2 separate regions of the Mus musculus genome follow, and region 1 is linked to region 2. A link is a loop called in an ENCODE intact Hi-C map of the cell type or tissue named here. Cell type or tissue: gastrocnemius. All regions are shown on one strand. Links, peaks and the distances in the headings refer to the core of each region. The heading gives the core; the rest is flanking DNA. Region 1 has its middle 72 kb from the start of Gm24374. Region 2 has its middle 11 kb from the start of Ust.

What was found. A loop is a pair of places that touch in the nucleus more often than their neighbours do. Peaks named below come from ENCODE experiments on the same cell type or tissue, not always from the same donor. Only the 100,000 strongest peaks of a DNase experiment are listed, where the experiment ranks them.
Region 1: a loop joins it to region 2, with 2.5 times the contacts of the local background. A loop is called at or near these places in 13 of 42 quality-filtered maps.

Annotation. Positions count from the first base shown.
Region 1 is chr10:8,711,136-8,719,603 of GRCm38, reverse strand. No RefSeq gene overlaps it. Among named protein-coding and RNA genes, the nearest start is that of Gm24374, 72 kb to the right of the region's middle. In gastrocnemius, for the core only: a CTCF peak has its summit at 3,717 (motif pointing right); DNase peaks (open chromatin) are centred at 2,230 and 3,724.
Region 2 is chr10:8,525,464-8,533,931 of GRCm38, reverse strand. No RefSeq gene overlaps it. Among named protein-coding and RNA genes, the nearest start is that of Ust, 11 kb to the right of the region's middle. In gastrocnemius, for the core only: a CTCF peak has its summit at 4,566 (motif pointing left); a DNase peak (open chromatin) is centred at 4,555.

The DNA of each region.
Region 1 (8,468 bases), core at 110-8,109, 190 kb before region 2:
GCAGCCCCAGCCTCGTCTGGGGAAGCATTTGTTTGCCTGTGCTAGCTGAATAGCTCTACAGGGTGTCGAGCCTGAAGCAAAGGATCTCGTTGTCCTATCAGTGACGAGTTACCTTGTGCCAACTTTCCGCAGAGTAAACTGGGGGATACTTGTCAAAATGAACTGCATGTTGATGGCCAGGCCATGGCTCACGTGGTCCTGCAAACCTCTGGGTCTTCCTCAGTAGGCGTAGCACGTCAACTTCCAGCAGCAGAGAGCCAAAGTTTAATTTCCTTTCTTCTGAATATTGTCTGACATCCATACCAATTTCTGAAATTTTCTGTTATCATTATACAGCTATGTTGTAATGTTTAATATTGGTCAAATGTAAAGAAACTAAACTCACATTAGTTGTCTCATGCAGCCTTGATCCTAGAAAATGTTCCACTCTTATTTATTCCTCTGCAGCCCCAGGTATTTTCACAGCCCGTTGAATGAAGCAGATGTGTGTGCGTGTCAGGTCAGCTTCCCAACCAAATTGATCTGGAAGCTGATTCCCTCAGCAACGCCACCAGAGGCACAATTCTTTGGAAAGAGTCCCAGACTAAAGACTGACTGCCATAAGCTACATTGCGTTCTACCAAAACGTGCCCTTTCTTGTCCATGCGCTGGGGCTGCTATTGATTTTGCCCAGGAAGAAAGGCTCATCAGCAGGCATCTCATGCCCCATAGTCCTCCCATCTAGATGATCCTCACCCCTGCTCGGCACAGCCAAACATCTTAAACAGGTCTCTTCTTCCTTAGGGACTGTGTATGGCCCTGCCTGTTCACAGCTCCCTGACAGATGCCAATGGCAACAGCATTCTGACTGCTGAATCCATCAGTGGACTCAGCTTTCTGCAGCACTATTCTGCTCTCCTTGGTACTAGACAGTGTTCCCTGTTCACTACCAGTTCATCCCCATTCTAACCTTCCCCCTCATCTACCTGTTTCACTTTCTGAATATTCTAGTCTTAGATTTTCACCTCATGGTGGTGATGGCTTCTTCTTCTTCTTCTTCTTCTTCTTCTTCTTCTTCTTCTTCTTCTTCTTCTTCTTCTTCTTCTTCTTCTTCTTCTCTTCTTCTTCTCCTTCTCCCCCTCCTCCTCTTCCTCTCCTCCTCCTCCTCTTCCTCTCCTCCTCCTCCTCTTCCTCTCCTACTACTCCTCCTCCTCCTCCTCCTCCTCCTCCTCCTCCTCCTCCTCCTCCTCCTCCTCCTCTTCTTCTTCTTCTTCTTCTTCTTCTTCTTCTTCTTCTTCTTCTTCTTCTTCTTCTCTTCTTCTTCTTCTCCTCCTCCTCCTCCTCCTTCTTTTCCTTTTCCTCTCCCTCTTCTTCTGTTTCTTCTTTTGTTATTATTATTATTATTGACTTTATTTTATATCCCTTGGGGGCCAGAGGTACTAGATCCCTCTGGAACTGAAATTCAAGGTGATTGTGAGCCAATTGTAGTGATTGCTAGGAACCAAACTAGAGGTCCTGTGAAAAAGCAGTTAAATTCTCTTAATCACTGAGCCATCCAGCCCCCACGGGGGGCGGGGGGAGGCCTTCTTGTTACTGGAGTTTTTAGGATACAAGCCTGTATCCTAGTGGCTCTGAGAAGCTAAGCTCAATATATCAATTGCAGAAACATGCAATAGTGGAGAATGGAGAAAGGAGATCTATTCAATGTGGCTGCATTGAGAAGAGGAACAAAGAGGCTCAGTGAACCCCAAGTCCATCTTAGAAGTCCTGACCTGGTGTTAAAGTTTAAATGGAGCCACGTCCTGGCCCGTTGCAATATGGTAAGCTGTTAGAAGTGGAATGTCATCTGAAGAGAGCAGAGATGGTTCCTCGGGCTGTACAACTGGTCTTGCCTTTCCTTCCAGCTTGAGACTCTCAGGGAAGCTCCAGTGCCTTAGAGCCATTGTGCCAATAATCTTATGGCACAAGAGTGTCCCTAGACTCTTCATTCCTGCTCCACCACCAGGGATCTCCCCTCTGTAGTTTGCTTATTACCTCAGCTTAGAGACATCCCAGACAACCATCACTTGTCAAACCTACCTAACTATCCGCAGAGGCACCCTCCAGACCCAAGTCCTTTCTCAAGGCTCTGAAATCTAACTTACAGAATTAACAAGCAATCCCAGGCAGGAGCTCAATGCCGTAACCGCTGATCACAGCCAATCACAGCCAATAAGCTGCAGTTCATCACAGGTGGCGGGCTTAACCTGAAGAAGGCAGTGGCAGGCTGCCAAACTCACACTCAGGACCTGACTTCAGCCTTGTGCCCCAAATCACTGCCTGGTTAAGTTGCAGGATGGGGCTCTTGGAAAGGGCTCTGGTTCGAGCTGCCAGACTTGTTTCATTAAACTAGTACATTTAAATTATCCAAGGCTTTTCATGCTATGACACTGGCCCAGCCTTGTCTCCTACCACATCAGCTTTATTCTTGGTGCAGGTGCTGGGGTTTAGGATCTGGGCAGTGGAATATAGAAGAAAAATCAGAGGCTGTATTCTGCAGAGAAGAAACATGGGTCTCTCTCTCTCTCTCTCTCTCTCTCTCTCTCTCTCTCTCTCTCTCTCTCAATTTGATTTGTGTTTTTTATTTTACAGTGAATGTTTTACCTGCATGTTATGTGTACCACATGAGTGCTTGGTATACAGAGTTCAAAAGAAGGTGTTGCGTCCCCTGGAACTAGACTTACCGATGGTTGTGAACCACCATGTGGGTGCTGGGAATAGAACCTGCGTCCAATAACAAGTGATCTTAATAGCTGAGCCATCTCTCCATCCCTGGTTGTCTCCTTTGTGGTACTACAGTAAAACTGAAAGGCCACTGCTCAATATGTCCTTGGTCCAAGTTTGTGACAGAACTTGTTATCCAGTGGGTGGGAAGCAGCAAGGAGGGAGTGGAAACAGCTGTTAATTAGAGGAGAATACATTTTGTCTTTCAGTGAACTCTGGGTAGCTGATTGTTACTACCCGAGTCTCACCAGAGTGGAGAGCAGGGACTTTGTTTCTTTTTGTCCTGTCTTCCCAGCGCACAGTTCCCGGTCCTGACACCATTCTGGTGTTTTACTGAGAAAAACACAAACATTAAGTAAAACCTCCATGGACCTTTCTTCTTGGTCTTTAAACCGGGCAAGCAGGATCTTGGACCTTTGCAGGTTTTTCTCTGCCTGGAATGTTCTTTCCCCAGAAAGTCTCCATGGCTCACACCAGCTCTCTTCCCCCAAGTCCTGATCTGACATCTTTAACCTCACCCCTACACTGATATCTTTAACCTCACCTGAACTTTAACCTACTCTGAACTCGTACCCGCCCCGCTCTACCTTCCCAACCCTCACCTTGTAGGTACCCTGTAGAGTACTTCTTGCTGTTTTTTTTTTTAATCTGTCTCCCCTGCTGCAACTTAAAATCCAGGAACGCATAGGTTTGCTCTCTAATACACCAGAAACTTCACTGCTTGACACACAGTGTTTGTTCAAGGTACTAGCTCCTGAATCCTGAGTGACAGATGGCATTGACAGGAGCAACTGGGGTCATACACGATGATGAGGGGGGAGAATATACAAAAGAGCAGCTGCTAACATCCCATCAAAGGTCTAACTAGTGTGTGTGCATCCGTGGCTTTTCTTGGAAGAAATCATAGCAAATTAGAGATCTCAAGGCAGCTTTCGGCAAGCAAGCACGTGGCTAAGGAGCGGTGAATGCAGCATGCGGCCACCAGAGGGCGCCGGTCAGATAGACCTTAGGGAGGACAGGAGGCCGCAGGTAGGGATAGCCAGGGATATATGGGCTGGCAATGCAGGATAGGGGCCTGAGGTCACCAGTGACATCAGCACCAAAAATGAACATCGGCAGCAGAAAACAAAATCAGAGGTGTCTGTCTCAGAGTTTCCTGCATCCAAAACATCATTAAAACACTCTAGGAGTCTGTGATCCACTAAAAACCCTGTTGTTTTTTTTTTTAAAGACTTTTTACAAAATCGTGTGCATGTGCGTTTGTGTTCTGGTTTTAAACTTAGGTAGTCTGGTGTGGCAGAGAGCCCTTCTTACCCTCTGAGCCATCTTGCTACTCCAGGTTTCATTTTTTGTTAGAATAGTATTTTATAGCTCATGCCCAGAATAGCCCGACATTATAATGGGAGCAGTGGCCATCGTTCCATCCCGTGTTCACGGAGCACCTAGATACCTGAGAACATTCAGCCTTCACAATGTGCTTGCGGTCCATGTCACAGGCTGAGGGGACTGCCATCAGAGGCTTTGGGTGGAAAAAATGTCACATAACTTGGGCCTTATGACCTTGTTTTGTTCTGATGCCGATTGGTGATTTGCCCTGTGCTTAAATGGGAATTCAACAGTTGGTTTTTGACTGGTCAATAAAGAGCCTGTGGCCAATGGCTGGGCAGGGGAATAGAGGTGGGACTTTTAGGATTCCCAAGAAAGAAATGCAGAGACAGGGAGAAGAAAGGGGTTCCCCCTTTAGGAGGGGAAGGAGACAGACCTGCATCGGGAAAAGATGCTTGAGGGAGGGAATCGGGGATGTGTAAGAATCAAGGAGAGCAGCCCCAGGGGCCAAGCCCTCATTGGGCCCGGGTAGCAGAGATGAAATATAGATCTAGCAAGTATTAACTCAGGAATGTCAGAGGGGAGTGTGTTAGCCACGTGGAGGTTCAAGAGTGGGCCAGCCATTGAGCTAGCTGAACCATACTAAAATATAAAGGTTGCACGTGTGTGTCTTTCCTTCATGAGTCCAGAGCTCTTGGGCGGGTGCAGGGACAGGAGAATAGAGCGGACTTTAAGTATTTACTGCCACAGATGCCCTTTGTCTTAACTGCTGCTACACACTTCCCCTGTTCTCCAAGCTGCATATTAAAACTACGTGGTGTCAGTCAGGCTCCTGGGGATCAATCAGAAAGTGAGAGATGCACATTTAGAGATGTAGTGCTGAAAGATGGCTTGAGTACCCACACGAACTAGTTAGAAATAGGAAAGCTACAGGGCATGCCACCAGCATGAGCAGGCTGGGACTCTCGGAAGCCAAAGGAAGCTACGGTCCACACACAATTTCTTCATCAAATAGGATGCCTCCATTCAGTCTGAAGACATATCAAAACCAAGCCAGATCCTCCCAGGCTGTCTCCCGTGCCTAAGGCGGATGGTAAGAACGCCAACTACACCTACCAAGTCCTGTAAATCAACACTGGGGTTGGTGTTCGACAGGATTCAAATCAAGGTATCAAACTTGCTCCCTCACCAACTCAATCACAACTGGGAACCTCTGGGTTCATCGGGTGGGACATCCGAGAGACCCAAAGGGACAACTGAGTCTGAACCAGCCTCTTGCATTGTTTTTTTCGAACTCTCCAGGTGATTCTAACACATAATGAGGGGTAAGGAGTACGTCTCCTGGACCTTCGGAGTGCTCACCTTGTTTGGACTGTATCAAGATCACCTAGAGCAGGCCTGCTTTGGCTGTGTGTTCTCTGACCCCAGATAGGTCACTCTATCACCCAGCACCTTCTATCTGATCAAGGAAAGAATGTAGGTGATAGCCCACCCCTGGCCCACCAGCTTGATGCCCACAGCCACCCCCAGCTCTCTTGTGTTTGCCTTCAATCCCTCAGAGTGGCTATTACAAAGTAGTCATAGTACTGAAGACCATACTGACCCCTTTCCTCAAAACAGCAGTGAGCCCAGGACCCAATTCAGGCCAATGAGACAAGATATTTCTCTCACTAATGGAAAAAGATCTGTGCACCTCACAGGCAGCTGGAGAGGATGGGAGCATACATGTGGCTTTCCCTGTGAGCTGGGGCTGAGGAAGACACAACCCCACCTGCTGAGGAGGTGGTGCCCAGGGTCTCCTCTGCTTCCTTCTGTGAGTGAATGTGAATACCTGCTCTCTTTAGCACTGATCAAGACAGGGAAGTTGACGATGATTCTGCCTTGGCGTTGGTGGGGTCCTGGTAAGATCTTGGAGATGGACTGACCTGGACTCCCTCTGACTGTAGCACCTGCAGATATAGAAACATCTCTATTGTGCTCTGGCCTCCTGCAGGAAATTAAAGTCCTAAAGCTCGTGGTCAAAGCTCCACACCAATCATGTGTGCTTTGTCTCCTCAGTGGCTCTGGAATATCCCACAGTGGATTCCTATGTGCATCCTGGCTTGGATTTCTTACCTCACTCAGATCTCTCTCTCCAGCCCTCTTTCTCTGCCCACCTGTGATGGCCGCTCCTGGTTGTCAGCTTGACTCCATCTGGAAGGAACAACAATCCAGAAATGGAAGGCACACCTATGAGAGATTATTTTTGCCTGGTTTAAAGTGGGTGAATCTACTTCTAGGCTGGGACTTTGAGGTGGGAAGACATAAACCTTTGATCTGGATCTCGAGGTGAGAAGACACACATTTAATCTGGTCCACACCTTCTGCTGGAAGCCAGTATAAGGATGAGCAAGAAGGAAGAAGTCCACCAGCCAGCCAGCCTTGTGGACTGAGCAACTACTGGATTCTTGGACTTTCTGTTCACAACAGCCATTGTTGGGTTGGCTGGGCTGTAGCCCATAAGTTATTTCAATAACTGTTCTCAACCTTCCTAATGCTGCAACCCTTTTAATAGTTCCTTGTGTGCTAGTGACCCCACCATAGAATTATTGCATTGTTACTTTGTAACTGTCATTTTGCTACTGTTGCGAATCATAATGTAAATATTTGATATGCAGGATGTCCCGCATGTGAATCCTGTGAAAGGGTCATTTGGCCTGAAGGGGTTGAAATGTGACCCACAGGTTGAAAACCACTGGCATTGATGTGTGTGTGTGTGTGTGTGTGTGTGTGTGTGTGTGTGTGTTGAGAGAGAGAGAGAGAGAGAGAGAGAGAGAGAGAGAGAGAGAGAGAGAGAGATTCATCCTATAAGACCTGTTACTCTAGAGAACACTGGATAATACAGATTTTGGTACTAGAAGTGGTTTTAGAAGGAGAGAAAGGTGATTCTTTTAAGTGTCTGGAATAGGCTTTTTTTCATTTTGCCAACACTTATGGCTACAAAGCCCCTCCAGACATTTCCTCTCCCGGCAGCTTGGAGACTACTGAAAATCCATGGTGTGAACTATATTACAAACTTGATTGTCCGATTAACCAATTGTGAGTGGCAAGTTGGTGACTCTGTATATGAAACTTTTGACAGTTTGGGGGAAAATACTGATGCTGGCTGGTTATCCTTAGTATCTCTGAATAGATTGATAAAGGATAAAGGTTAGTTATCCTTAGTATCTCTGAATAGATTGATAAAGGATAAAGGTTAGTTATCCTTAGTATCTCTGAATAGATTGATAAAGGATAAAGGTTAGTTATCCTTAGTATCTCTGAATAGATTGATAAAGGATAAAGGTTAGTTATCCTTAGTGTCTCTGAATAGATTGATAAAGGATAAAGGTTAGTTATCCTTAGTGTCTCTGGATAGATTGATAAAGGGTAGGGTTGAACTCCACGATAAAGTTAAGCAACTTCTAGCATCTCAGAATACCTTGAAGGACAACCAAAGAACTTAGTGATAAAATTGACTGACTCCAGGTGCACATCAACACTAGAAAGCTTTCTAAGTGGGCCCTGGAACAGAATCTTCTCCCCAGCAGCCACAGGGCTTAAGTTGCAGAAAATCAAACTGAAGTCCTCATTATAAGGTTGACTGAATTACATCAAAAATTACATCGAGAAATGTTTCCGCCTCGGAGGTTGTCAGCAGTTAAAAGAAGGGCATAATTGGTAAAGAATGGGATCCTACAACTTGGGCTGGGGATGTGTGGGAAGACCCTGTTTGATGCTGAGAATTTTGAACTCTCAGATTCTCAAGGGTTTACCTCACCTGAGGAAGTAGTACCCTCAGTAGTACCCTTGAAATATTGGCTCCTTCACCTGAGGAAATTAATCCTTCATATCTGCTACACCAGCAGTGTAGATCTCTGAAGGACATACCAGGAAGGACAATACTGATGTCCCTCAGAACCCAGCAACAGTTGCCTTTAGACATAATCAGACGTAAGGAACACAGGCTCCTAGAGGCGAGGTGGAAAGTATAGGTCAGAAGGAGGTGCGCCGCTCTAATAAGAGCTTAATGCGTTTGCTAATTTCATTCAAGCAGAAGTCTGGGGAGTATGTGTAGAAATGGCTTTTAAGAGTGAAAGGAACATAAAACTAGATCAGGCTGAGTTTTTTGCTATGGGTCCTCTGAGCAGATATGAAGGATTAATTTCCTTGGGTGAAGAGGGCAATATTTCAAGGCTACTATTGAGGGTACTACTTCCTCAGGTAAGATAAACCCTAAAGTCTAGGCTTAATATGGAAACTCCGGGAGTTTTTGTTTCAGTTCTGTTTTGTTTTGTTTTGTTTTGTTTTAAAATAAGATGTCAAAAGTTTGCTTGAGTCGTTGGCTGAAGCATTTATCAAAAGATGGCCTATGGAAAAGG
Region 2 (8,468 bases), core at 155-8,154:
GTTCATCGATTAGTCAGATTCTCTAGGCACCCAAGTCACCATATTGTAGAAAAATATTAAAGATATATTTGCAAGATTGGTATCCGAGTTCTGGTCTTTCCACTTGCAAACAACACTCTTTTGTGCATGTTCTGTGACTTATTTGGATTCTGGTTTCTTAATCCTCAAAGAAATATTTTGCATTCTTACATGTGTGCCTAACATTTTAAGAAAAATGTGTTTCATCAGGCCAGTGAGAAGGCGTAATGAGTAAAGGAAGGCACTTGCCTCTAACTCTAACAACCTGAGTTCCATGCCAGATACCTTGTACTGACTGGCTGTGGTTGTCAGCTTGACACAGCTGGAGTCATCAGAGAGGAGGGAGCCTCAGTTGAGAAAATACCTCCATAAGATCCAGCTGTAAGGCATTTTCTTAATTAGTGATCAATGGGAGAGCGCCATCCCTGGGCTGCTGGTCCTGGGTTCTATAAGAAAGCAGGCTGAGCGAGTCATAAGTAGCACTCTTCTGTGGCCTCTGCATCAGCTCCTGCCTCCAGGTTCCAGCCGCATTCCAGTTCCTGTCCTGGCTTCCTTCAATGATGGACTACAATGTGGAAGCTGAAAAACCCTTTTCCTCCCCCAGCTTGCTTTTGCTCATGGTGTTTCATCCCAGCAATAAAAACACTAAGACAGACCTCATGAACGAAGAAACCCAGGTCCCGAAGTTGTCTTTTAACTTCTACATATGCTCCACGGTACACTAAAAAAGCATGGCACGTGCATGCGTGAGTGTGTGTGTGTGTGTGTGTGTGAGTGCGCGTGTGCGTGTGCGCGCGCACACACACACACAAAACAAATGTAGTAAAAATGTTTTTATGTGCTTCTCATCATTGCTGAAGCATATTCTACTGTTGACAGCACATTTTGCAATATACTTCAGGTGTTCGCTCATGATCACCGCACACTCGGGGTACTTGGCTATAATGGATTTTTGTTTTATTTTGTTTTGTCTCCAGATAAGTTCTGGTGGAGACCAGTGCTTCTTCTGCTCCCCAAACCACTGGTTGTTTTTCTTCAAGAGTCTGTGCTGTCATCATCAGCTCATCTCAGCGTCCGTGGGTGACTTCTTAGATCAATTTCCCTGGAGTACTATATAGAAGAACAGGTAGCAGACTATGTGCCTCCCTGCCAGCTCAGTCTCAACCTGGGTCAGGCTAAAGCTCTGTGAGCCCGAGAGTGTAAACCTTAGTGTATATTCTTGACAGAAATGAAAACCTGAGAGTAAAGAGGAGGAATACCCAAGGCAACGATGGTACACGCCTTTAATCTGAGCACTCTGGAGGCAGAGGCAGGCAGATCTCTCAGTTCAAGGCCAGCCTGGTCTACAGAGTGAGTTCCAGGACAGCCAGGCCGTTTAAACAGCCCTGGCTGTTTAAAGACAGAGGAACCCTATGTTTAAAAAAGGGGGGGGGAGGAGGAGGAGGAGGAGGAGGAGAGAGAGAGAGAGAGGGAGAGAGAGAGAGAGAGAGAGAGAGAGAGAGAGAGAGAGAGAGAGAGAGAAAGAGAAAGAGAAAGAGAAAGAAAAAGAGAAAGAAAGAAAAATTGGCTTTAGGCCCAAAAGGCTACTGATCTGAGGAGCCGGAAGACTGTATGTCAAACTGTAAGCTCTTCCTAAATTTTCTATTAGGTTGACCTTGAGGATCTTGACTAAGACTTGTCAAGAGTTTCTCTCATCTTCACAGTTCAGTATTTGGCTGTCATTCAAAAAAGTCTAAGTACTTTACAAAACATGAGCAATATTTTTCTCTAAGAGGACAGGGCAGTATGTGACATGCCCATTGAACAAGGACTAATGACGTTGTTAAGAAGGAAGGAGAGAGAGGACAGGACCTGTCCTCTTCTGATTCCAGCCCACGTGAGTTAACACCAGAGGTGTCCTCTGCAATGGGAAGAGAGCTCACTTCATGTTCCAAATTAGCAAAGACCTTGGCATGAGGAACGGAGGCAACTCTGTAGGTACAAGGCCTGCTAAGATGCAAATATGGAAATAACTTGAACACAACTGGCAACTCTTTGGCTAGGAAACTGCTTTGAAGTGGTTTTATAGCATGGTTTGTTTTATGCTACCCAAAATAGAAGCAACACTGAGATAATTTCCTGCAAAGCCTTCTAAGTGGTTGATAACATCACACCAGCTAGTTCCAGAGACCAAATGTAAAGTGTAAATGTGGCCATTTCTTTTTATGAAATCTGCGTGTATGTGCATGGACAAGGTATGTATAAATGTGCATTCATGTGTACCATGGTGAATGCATGTGCTACGGTGAGCATATGAAGGCCAGAAGACGGAGTCTGTTGTTTGCCCTCGCCTTCTACCTTGTTGATCTCTGAGAGTGCCAGGCTAGCTGGCCTGTGAGATTCTGAGTAGTCTCCTGTGTCCACCTTCTATGTCCTTATAGCAGGGATGCTATCACACCTAGCTTTATATGTGTTCTGGGGAGTCTCCTGTGTCCACCTTCTATGTCCTTATAGGAATGCAGGGATGCTATCACATCTAGCTTTATATGTGTTCTGGGGTTATGAACTCTGATCCTCATGCTTGCATGACAAGAACTTACTCCCTGAGCCATCTCCCTAAGGTGCATGTTCTCTCTCTCTCTCTCTCTCTCTCTCTCTCTCTCTCCTCCCTCCTGCCCACCTCCTCTCTTTTTCTTTGTAGCGGTACTGTGGACTGAACCAAGGGCTTCCCAATGGTTTTTGTCAACTGGACAGACTCTAAAATCTCCTGGGAGATGGGTCCCTGGGGAGTTATCTCAATGTCATTCATAGATGATGCAGGAAGGCTCATCTTCGACGTGGGCTAGCTCATTCTATGGGCACGTGATCCTAGATCTTATAACTCAGAGTTAATTCCAGCATGCAAGTATTCATGCCTCTCTGCTTTCCGGCTGTGGATGCGATGTGACTGGATGCTTCAGACTCCTACCGCCTTCCCTTCTATGTCATGAACTTTCCCCCACTTAAGCTGCTTTTGTTAGTTTTATCATAGCTTGAGGAGAAGGGGAAACAAAACTTAAGGCAGCATTCCTCAAAGGTCTTGTGCATTCTAGGGAAGGGCTTGGCTGCTGAGCAGTATCCCTAGTCTGAAGTATGGTGTTTATGTGTCCTCTGGTCACATAACAGTTTCAAGAAACTGTTTGGGGTGGAGCTGGGGGTAGGGTGACAGAAACTGAAAGTCTGAGATTATTTTCAGACTGTGTTTGCCCACTACAGCCCAAAAACAACTTTCCAGGGGGACTTCCTACTATGGTTTGGGGGTGGTCTCTTCCCTCCAAGTTTGTGTCACTATTTGGTCACCATAGTCCTGGTGTTGGGAGGTGGGCTTCTAAAACCTGATTCTGTGCCTAGGAACGAACAGCATCTTTCTCCTGGGAATGAGTCTTATTCCCCAGGCACTGGATTAGTTAGCAGGAGAGCTGACCCTCTCTTTTCCTACATCTTTCCCCTCTGTTTTATCAAAGCCTTTGTCTGCTGATCAAATAGCTTGCCTACTCAGTCCATCTGCATTGTTATGTAATAGTTATGGCTTTCTCTAAAGAGTCAAATTCGTTCTCAGAGTGTGAGGGTGTGTTTCACTCAAGGAGCTGGCAACACCAAAGAAACAAAAAACCACGGACCCACAGTAGAGTGAATGTTGTTATGGTGTTTGAACACTTTCCTTGAATGCCTTTCCTGGTGTTTGGTTTGGTTTGGTTTGGTTTCTGTCATTCTTTTGTTATACTGACAAGGAAAATACTTCTGGTTTGCAGAGTCTGAGGTGGAAGAAAGAAAAACAGAAAACAAAAAACAAATGGGATATGTGTTTGTAAGCTGCCAGGGACTGACTGTTTCTGCCCCCCTCCCCCCAAACACTCATATGTTGAGAGCACAGTCGCTTCATGTGATAGAATGTGGAGATGAGTCCTTCGAGAGATGAATAAATTATAAGGTTGGGGGCACTCAGAACTGGGGTTCCCCTGCCCTTGTGAGAAATACTGGAGTCTCTCCCTTCTCCATGGTGTGGGGACAGAAGCCAGGATGGTGGTTTTCAGTAGGTGCTGGATCTTCCTCTGGGACTTCCACGAAGCACAGGTGGGAAAAATGAATGTTTGACTTTTAGCGACCTGATCTGTGGCATTTTTACTTTAATGGCTAAAAATAAGACAGGAGCATTGTAACCACAAAGGGGTTTGTTTGTATTTACAAATGAAGGAAGAGTCACAAGCTGTCAGAAGAATTGCTGAATTGCCCTAGTGTCAACAGGCCAGGTTAGCGGTGACTAAGGAAGGAATCTAAGCAGGAAAGACAAGCGATCTTTCGGTACGCCTTGGGCAAGTTGATACCCACAAACCCAGAAGTTCCTAATCTTCAAGGTGAGGAGGCTTATCCAGAGTCGGTGGCACTTCATGTTGGCTTCGGAGATTTTAATCAGATGGGTGCAACCAAACTAAGGCAGTGAAAATCAGAGTCAAGCAGTTTCCCTGCGTTGGACTTTAATGCAGACCTCCCATCTGAGTCGGTGTTGGTGAGCCACACAGCGCCCTCTTCTGTCTTGGTGAGGTACTTAGCCCTTCGCCTGGAAGAAACTGCCTTGGGTGGGAATAGGAGATCCCCCTGTAGGAAGCTTGCATTTGAATCTGAGTGAATAGTGATCCCAACAAGACTAAGGGAGGAAGATTCTTTGTTTTCTTCCCCCAACTGGAAGAAGCGGATCTAGATGGATTCCTGGCCTTCTAATCCTCTCCTCGGGAGGGAGCAGAGCCTGGAGTGTAACCAGTTTCAGAAAAAAAGAAAGTTTTGTATTTTAAGCAGAGGTCTTGGTGTTAAAACAAACCCGCCATTGGAAAGGCACAGCGCTCATTTAGATTAATGTTCTAAAAACTGCATCCAAAACTCCTTTATTTTCATGCTGTTTAGGCAAGGCACCCGAGTCGATCAAACCACCCGTCCAATAAAGGCCAAAACATCTTTGTGATAAATGAATATATTGGAATTCATTTCTGTACCCAGCTGCATGAAAAGCACCAGGCATATTTCAGGACAGGCCAACACTTTATGTGAGATGCATGTAAAGAGAGAAAATGACTCGGATGGTAAGAGTTACTAAAAATGGTCTTTGGAGACCTCCTGTGAGGTCCTGATTCCTGGGCTTCTGTGCTCTTTGCACCAATCAGGTCAGAGTAATGGCCATGCAAGGAGAGCTCCACCACAGCTTCAGAGTCATAGCACTCCTGGCCTGTTAAGACTGCCAATCCAATTGCTTTCTTTCCTTAACTCACCATTTAGCTGGGCAAGGTGGCACACAAATAGTTTTGAATGTTCAGGAGACTGAGGCAGGAGGATCATACTGTGGTCCAAGAGGCCGAGGGTCAACCTAGATCACACATACTGGAATTCCATCTAAGACAGGGTCTCAAGCAGCCTACTGTGCCGGTTTGAGTGAGGTTGTCCCATAGGCTCATATATGTGAGTATTTTGTCCCCAGTTGCTGAAACTGTTTGGGAAAGAGAAGGTATGGCCTTGTTGGAGGAGGTGGGTCACTCCATGGGCTTTAAAGTTTCAAAAGTTCAAGTCAGCTTGAAACTTTAAAGTTTCAAAAGTTCCCAGTTAGCTTTCTCCGCCCCATGCTGGTGGATCAATGTAAGCTCTCAGCTACTACTCCAGCAACATGCCTGCCTGCCTGCCTGCCAGCTGCTGTGTGCCTCACCATAATGTTCTGAAACTGTAAGCCCAAATAATCCATTTTCTTCCATAAGCTGCCTTGGTCATTGAGTTTTATCACAAAATAGAAAAGTCACCAAGGGCTGGTGAGATGGCTCAGTGGGTAAGAGCACCCGACTGCTCTTCCAAAGGTCCAGAGTTCAAATCCCAGCAACCACATGGTGGCTCACAACCATCCGTAACAAGATCTGACGCCCTCTTCTGGTGTGTCTGAAGACAGCTACAGTGTACTTACATATAATAAATAAATAAATCTTTAAAAAAAAAAAAAAAAAGAAAAGTCACCAAGACACCCAGGCGGGCTCCAACTCCTTTCTTGGTTACCGAGGTTGGACTTGGGCTCCTGATTCTCTTGTCCCTGTCTTCACAAAGTATAGACAAACACCACATCTACCACCCCAATTAATAAGTGTTCCATAGCTAAATACTATTTCCACTCACCAAATTATTCCTTTTGTAAACAAACTGAACACTGGGTGTCTCTAACGATATGAATGGCTCAAGAAGTTACAGCGTGCACCACAAACAAGGTGCAGCATTTTAATATCTATTACCTTTTTTTTTTTGGTTTTTCGAGACAGGTTTCTCTGTATGGCCCTGGCTGTCCTGGAACTCACTTTGTAGACCAGGCTGGCCTCGAACTCAGAAATCCACCTGCCTCTGTCTCCTGAGTGCTGGGATTAAAGGCGTGCACCACCACGCTCCGGCGTGTGTTACCTTTTTTTTCTGTCAAGTTTCGTTCGGTGATTTTGTCTTCCTGGAAAACTTGTGACTTCAAGGTTGCACAGCCTGTCTCACACATTTCTGTTCACAGAGTCTTAGCCACTTTCCATCACTAATTATTTATGTACTACTTAAACAAAGAAACTGACTTTATATTGACAGATTAAGTCTAATAAAGAACTTTTATAGGTAAGAGATGAGCCGGAGGACTTGGGCTAGAACCTCCTAGGAACACTAGCAAACCAGAGCTAGATAAACTGCAAAACTAGTAGAAGACTTTGTGTTGCCCAGACATGTAAAAATTTGGATCAACAAACAATTAATAGCATTAAATGATACGCTACTTACCAACTAAGGCGTGGCCTTTAGCCTTTGTTGCTGGAACATAGTCGAGAATGGAGTCAGGTGAGAAATTCTGAGGGCTTGTGAGAAAACTCTAAGAAAACAAGACAAAAGTCTTGTGACCTCAGTTTCTTCAAAACTCAGAACTGCTCTTGGAATATGTGTTCATGTTCCTCCCAGGTGTAGCAAATTGGAGAGAATTTATTTCAGATTATGCATCATTGCTTGCTGTTGTTATTCAATTACATGTTTAAATTATGCTCTATGTGCCTCTGTGGGAAAACGTGCTTTTGCTTCATTTGGGCTTATCTTTGTAACTGTATACAGCTTGAACCCATGAGAAATTTACTCAGGTGAACTATTTTAACCTTTGGAGCAGAAACTGTCTGATGCTCTAAATAAAGTTGGCTATTGGATGAGACTTTAGTCTACCTCATTTATTGACTCCATTCTCCTAGGTCCCACTGCCTCTACAATGGTAACAGCTTAAATTTAGAGCTGGGCGGTAGTGGCGCATGCCTTTAATCCCAGCACTTGGGAGGCAGAGGCAGGCAGATTTCTGAGTTCGAGGCCAGCCTGATCTATAGAGTGAGTTCCAGTACAGCCAGGGCTACACAGAGAAACCTTAGGCAAGCAGATTTCTGAGTTTGAGGCCAGCCTGGTCTATAGAGTGAGTTCCAGTACAGCCAGGGCTACACAGAGAAACCTTGTCTTGAAAAACAAAAACAAACAAACAAACAAGCAAAACAAAACAAAAAAAAGAATAAATTTACAAATGAATTTATCTTTTAGATAACTCATTGGGCTTTTAGACAAATGCAACCAAGAATTTTAGTTAAAATTCACTCTAGAAGAAAAGTGTCTGCTCTAGGATCTATCTTAGAGACAGGAAGTCAACATTACATTGTAACAACTAGACTTGCAGTGTCTAAGCTAGGACTTGAACTCATGTCAGCATAATAATGATGGTTCTTTGAGCGCATGGTTTATTCCTGAAAATACCTAACTCATGTCTATCCTGCTGGTGTGAATTTTGTTTTCTCTGTAGCAGTCATTGGAATAAAATAGAATCAAGAATTCTGCTAAATTCTTTTTTAATTAGTTTGTTTATTGGCACTATAGGAAAATATCCAAGGGTGGACACTTTATAAAGCAAAGGGATACATTTAGTTTTCTTTTTGGAGAAAGTCCAGGATTAGGTAGTTCCATTGGTTCAGGTCCTTCTTGCCTGGACCACACAACAGCATCACGCATCAAGCTAGGAGAGATTACGTGAAGAGAAAGGAAGACAGAGAGAATCAGGGCCCAGATTCACTCTTGTACAGCAAATCACTCTTACAGGAGCTAACTCATTCTGTGAGACCGCTATTTACCAAGGATAGTGTCCCAGTGACTTCAGCACCTATATCCACAGGCTGTCTTTTGATCTTCCATTTTCAATTTGGGCATTTTTGACCAAGACTTTCCTGAAGCTGTTCTATTTTCAGAGGTGCTTTAGAAAGGATCTGAGCACAGTGGTGTGCTCCTCCAGAGAAAAAGCTTAGGGAGCCTGGCTAAGAGTGGACTTCCTCATTCCTAGCAGGGCCCGTTGGTAACACCAACAAAGTGCCATGGGTTCATACCCCTCCCAAATCTCAAAACTGGCTGAAATTCTGGTTGTAGGG